2 separate regions of the Homo sapiens genome follow, and region 1 is linked to region 2. A link is a contact called in ENCODE Hi-C or POLR2A ChIA-PET data. All regions are on one chromosome and are shown on one strand. Each heading gives the region's core, a stretch centred on a gene start or an enhancer-like site at or near the end of the contact. The rest is flanking DNA. Distances are from core to core; before and after follow the strand shown. Region 1 holds the start of ZNF428 (zinc finger protein 428). Region 2 overlaps SMG9 (SMG9 nonsense mediated mRNA decay factor).

Region 1 (2,700 bases), core at 66-2,565, 110 kb before region 2:
TGAGCCACCGCGCCCAGCCTACTTATTTATATTTTTTAAGAGACAGGGTCTCGCTCAGTTGCCCAGGCTGGAGTGCAGTAGGGTGATCTGTAGGAAAGGGGCTTCCAGGCCTTAACTCATGTACTCCCCCATAACCAGGTTGGGAGGTTAGCTCACTGTAACCTCAAACTCCTGTGCTCAAGGTACCCTACTAGCCCCTAGGAGAGCAGCTGGGACTACAGGTATGCGCCACCATGCCAGGCTTAATTTTTACTTTTTTTTTTTTTTTTTTTTTTTGTAGAGACGGGGGTCTCACTATATTGCCCAGGCTGGTCTTGAACTCCTGGTCTCAAGCGATCCTCCTGCCTTAGCCTCCCAAAGTATTGGTATCACTGCAACTAGCCCAAAGAATTAATATAGCTATGTTCCATGTGATATTTGGGACATACTTTTCTAAAAGGTTGTATCTTTTGGATATAATTGTTTATCTGAAATTCAAATTTAACTAGACATTGTATATTTTATACGGCAACCACACACCTGGGACAATCAAGACATTCCCTGAAGTTACCAGGAGACAATGCCCATCAGCCTACACTTTTCCAAGCCCACGTCACACAAGGCCCCTTCCAGAGTATTCCAGACGTCAGGTAGGGCCATCCCTTGGTTCACAAGTCCCACTCCTACCACGCCTATGGCAGCCAAACTGAAAGGCAAACACAGTGCTGGAGACCCCACAATGCCCTGGGCCTATAGCAGTCAATTCCCAAGATGCCCCGCGTGAACACAATAGGCACCCGTTCCAATGCTCGAGCAAAGAGACCAGGGCAAAACCTTCCACTACGGGACAATAACGGCCAGTTCCCACAATTCGTTGTGGCAGTTCTTCCCAGGATGCCTTAGGCCTATAGCGACCACCTTCCCAGACTCCCCGTGTGGAAGCGCTCCAAGCCTCCAGGACGGTCAGCGGCAGGTGTGGGATAAAAGGAACCGGTCTCGACAAGGATCTGGGACACTCTTTCCCAGGATGCACCAGGCCTACGACTAGCGGACCGACTCCCACAGCGCTTCAAGGCGGAGCGCTCGGTTCTCCCAGGATGCCCCAGGGCGGCACAAACGCGTAGGGGGAGAAAAAGAAGCCCTCGGGTCACCACGGCCCCAGACCGCCGGCTCCCCGGTGACGGGAGTCGTCGCTCCCATCATGCAGCGGGGCCGTAGCGCCCGCTTCCCGGCATGCCTCGCGCACCCCTGCCCGGGACACTCACCGGCGCCGGCGGCCCCCGCTCCGGCTCTGCGGCGGCGGCTGCACGCCCAGCCTCTGCGCCTGCGTCGCAAGTAGGGTAGGACAGCGCGCAGGGGGCGTGAAGAGCCTAGGGCGCTTGCGCGGCGAGACGGACTAGTCCTGTAGCGCTGTGGGAAGAGGGGCTATGCGCGTCGGGCCGTCGACGAGACCCGCGCGGGGGGCGCCGTGCTTTGCCCCTCGCTGCCTGGGTTTACTTGGTACAGCCCGCGGCCCAAAGGAACAAGAAGCTGAAGGGTTCGCGCGTGCGTGTGCGGGGCAGGAACGCGCCTTACAAAACTGGGATGCGCTGGGGGTGGAGGGCGCTAGTTCGGACTGGATCCTGGGCCCGAGGCCTGCTTATTTGCATAATCCTAGCGCGGGACAATGAAAGGCCTCCCGCACTGGAAGGAGTGATTTGCATATTCCCCGGAGGGGCCTTACTCCAGAGCGCAGTGATTAGCATATGGCGGGGGCAACCTGAGCAAAGCGCATGCGCGCAGGGACTGCAGACTGACGCGAAGTGGGTAGCCTTGTCTTCGTAGGGGATCAGTTTGCATCCTGAGAGAGGGCACGAGGGCCAGGACCCCTCCCAACCAGGATAAAGGTTTATTGATCTCCTAGGTGTCAGGCCCCATGCTGGCGGATTCTGTGGTTTCTGCAGTGAACCATACTCCTGTACTCACGGCACCCCAGTCGAAGGAGATACGCACCTAATTAGACAACTACTACCCAGAAGGTCAGACCTGGAGTGAGGAACACAGGGGGCTGTGGGAGCCTAAGAGGCGCTTGCCCCGGCCTCTGGTTCTAGAAAGACTTCCAGGAGGTGGTGATCCTTAAGCCAAGTACGAATAGGAGCCAACTAGAATGGGAATGGGTCTGGCAGAATGAACTGCAAGCGCCAAGGCCCAGAGGCCAAAAAAAAAAAAAAAAAAATAGAAGCGCATGTTTTGATTGAGGAAGCAAGAGCAGCTTAGTATGCCTAGAACCTAACTGGAGACGGGAAATGGTTCTATAGACGATGTTAGAGTTCAACTATGGCTACATTCCAGTCTTCCTGTAAGTGACTTTGTCACATTCTGGCTTAAAACTCCCCCAAAGGGATCCCATTAGGAAAAAAAAAAAATCCAAAAATCTTTATCATGGCCTCAGGGCTATACACCTGGTCTGGCCGTGCTTATCTTTCTGACCCCACCTACTTCCTCCTCCCTCCATTTCTGTCCAGCTCCACCTTACCCCAAACTCTTTACCAGCTCGGGCCTCTGCTCTTGCCGTTCCCTCCGCCTGAAAATGCTTTTCCCTCTGACCTTTGAATACCTACTCTTGTGCTCACCATTCATATCTTGGTACAGATGTCAATCTGAGAGGCTTTTCCTGATCTCTCCATAATAGCACTTACACATTTGACTGGAGTTATGGATAAATCGGGATTGGCCATGAGT
Region 2 (2,700 bases), core at 170-2,669:
GTGATCTTTCCAATTTTGTTCTTCCGTTTCTGGTGCCCAATTTTGTGCATCTTTGGTAATCATTTTTAGATCACCTTTTGGTGGCTCTTTTAGCTGGGCCTCAAGAGAGATTTGAGGAACCGAACCTTTAACAGCAGCATCCTTTGCGGCATTATCAGCCAAGACTGTTTCCTCTAGCTTCCGCAGAGGTTAACCTTGAATGTCCGGGAGTTTCCATAATAGCCAAGGCAGCTGGCAGCTGGATGGCATCCAGTAAGTCCCGTACATAGGATCCATTTTTAATTTGACCTCCAGTGGACGTGAGTAAACCCCTTCATTTCCATAGCAGTCCAAAATCAGGAGCAACCCCAAAGGCATATCTACTATCTGTATAGAGTAACAGATTGCCCTTTCACGAGGAGGCCAGCAAGGGCAGTGAGTTTAGCTTTTCGTGCAAAAGTAGCCACAGGGGCCAGGCGCAGCAGCTCACACCTGTAATCCCAGCACTTTGGGAGGCCGAGGTAGGCAGATTACTTGAGGTCAGGAGTTCAGGAAGACTGGCCAACATGACGAAACCCTGTCTCTACTAAAAATACAAAAAAATTAGCTGGGCATGGTGGTGGGTGCCTGTAATCCCAGCTACTCGGGAGGCTGAGGCAGGAAAATTGCTTGAATCCAGTGGGCAGAGGTTGCAGTGAGCTGAGATTGCGCCACTGTACTCCAGCTTGGGCAACAGAGCAAGACTCCATCTCAAAAGAAAAAAAAAAAAGTAGCCACAGGTAAGGGGCGGCTTCAGCAACTTCGAAGGAAGTGGTAACTACATATCTTACACAGTTTTTACCATTGTCATCTTTCAGATACGATCCATCTATATCCATAGTTCAGCCAGTTCAGCATTATCTAGCGGAAATTCTTGTAAACATTTTTTAGGGAATCAAAAGATAGTGTCAAACAGTCATGGAGAGCTGTGTGCAGTGGCTCACACCTGTAATCCCAGCACTTTGGGAGGCCAAGGTGGGTGGATCACCTGAGGTCAAGAGTTCGAGACCAGCATGGCCAACATATAGTGAAACCCCATCTCTATTAAAAATACAAAAAATTAGCCAGGGGTGGTGGCGGGCACCTGTAATCCCAGCTACTCGGGAGACTGAGGCTGGAGAATCACTTGAACCCGGGAGGCCAGAGGTTGCAGTGAGCCGAGATTGCGCCACTGCACTCCAGCCTGGGCAACAGAGCTAGACTCCGTCTCAAAAAAAAAAAAAAAACAACCTGTGGGCCTATGCCTGTATTCCCTTAGGCTTTCCCATGGTGGTTGTGGATTGGCTATTTTAAAGAAAACACGCTTGAAGGGGGAACTTATTTACATCGCTCTGATGTTGACCATCCCATAGGGCCATGGTCAGCCACTGTAGGATGTTGTTGGATTTTGGATTGGTGAGATGAGGAACAAGTGGGCTAAACTGCAAGCCACAAGGGGAAGGGGAAGTTTTACTAGGCCAAGGTGATGAGGTTTCGTTGAGTTTCAAACAATGTATGTCAGGCCTAAAAGTGGATGCCAAGGCAGCAAGTATATTGTAACACATTTATGACAGGCATGCAGAGGGATTGGAGAATGGGTAACTCAGGGTGAAAATACTCCCTCCCCTGTTCTGCTAAGGGTCACCACGTTCTGAAGCTGGAGAACTAGGGGTCAGGCAACCCATGGCAAGTACAGCCCAGCCAGCCCTCAGCCAGTTCAAGATACTGATGCTGTCGTGAGAGGCAGCCAGGGCTCTGACGGAGGCCCGCAAGATGGGGAATCTGCCAGCAGTTGCTGCCAAGTTGCAGGCCACACTTTGTTCACGGGAGAATGCAGGCTGCACGCTGGCACTACCAAGGGCACAGGCTCAGGCAAGTTGACCTGTCAATATCATGAGAGGCTACGAAATAAAGACCCTAACTCAGCCTGCATGGCTGTGATAGAAATGGCTGTGGACCCTACACCCTACCCGCACCCACGGTCATCATCAGACCGGCCAGGCATAGGCACGCCCACTTTTTAGGCTGACAAGTACCTCCAGCAGGTGCTGCTGGACCGTTACATCCTCATTATCATTGCATCAGAGCATTTGACCACCGGCCATGCCCAGCTGGCTCGCGAGATCCTGCAGCAGGGCGTTTCTCCTTCCTCTGCTCCAAGATGGAGTTTGCCACCCCCAAAGCTGCCACCCCAGCACCTTCTCTGAGGAGAGTGGGCTCAGCCAGATCCTGGATGGCTGTCAACAGTAGCTGGAAGGTCAGGGACATGCTCTGGGGTACTGGTGGCAGAGAAGGAGAGCCTGGACCCTTGAGATACTGCCCACCCCTTCCCCTTCGTCTTCCAGCAGAGGCCCAGAGTGGGAAAAGAGGTCACCCCCGGTACCAGCGCATGACTGAACTAGACTTTGTAGTGAAATAATGCTTTTTAGCTGCCATTCCCTAACAGTCGGCACTTCTCAGTCACTGGTGATAGAGACCAATCGCTTGCATTAAGGAGAAAGAGTATGTATTGGCTCATTTATTTGCAAAGTTAGAGGATTGCAAAATGCTATGTGCCCAATGCAGACCTGGCACCTGTGGATGATGGTGGCATTTAACATTTATTGAGGCTCAGCATAGGTCAGGCACTGATATGGTTTGGATCTGTGTCCCCACCAGATCTCATGTCAACTTGTAGTTTGTAGTCACCACTGTTGGAGGTGG

The links. A loop is a pair of places that touch in the nucleus more often than their neighbours do. ChIA-PET counts read pairs that join two places held with the same protein, here RNA polymerase II (POLR2A). Pooled maps may share reads with other maps.
Region 1: a pooled map shows a loop between it and region 2 (3-fold over the local background). The contact joins the promoter of ZNF428 here to the enhancer-like site in region 2. A Hi-C loop is called at or near these places in 1 of 37 single-sample maps with no recorded cell type and 2 of 50 pooled maps. POLR2A ChIA-PET finds 5 or more read pairs at or near these places in 5 of 52 experiments (GM10248, PC-9, Panc1 and 2 more).

What each region holds. Positions count from the first base shown.
Region 1 is chr19:43,618,314-43,621,013 of GRCh38, forward strand. ZNF428 (zinc finger protein 428) reads right to left here and starts at 1,316. Exons shown (of 3, transcript NM_182498.4): 1 at 1,245-1,316. LOC105372411 (a long non-coding RNA gene) reads left to right here and starts at 748. Exons shown (of 4, transcript XR_001753942.2): 1 at 748-1,319. RefSeq lists an enhancer at 675-1,325 and a silencer at 1,130-1,369.
Region 2 is chr19:43,725,497-43,728,196 of GRCh38, forward strand. It overlaps SMG9 (SMG9 nonsense mediated mRNA decay factor), which reads right to left. Exons shown (of 14, transcript NM_019108.4): 14 at 2,487-2,700. Among named protein-coding and RNA genes, the nearest start is that of IRGC, 11 kb to the left of the region's middle. Within about 2 kb of position 1,420, at least 5 of the 41 ENCODE cell types and tissues checked have a DNase peak (open chromatin) inside an H3K27ac peak, as active enhancers do.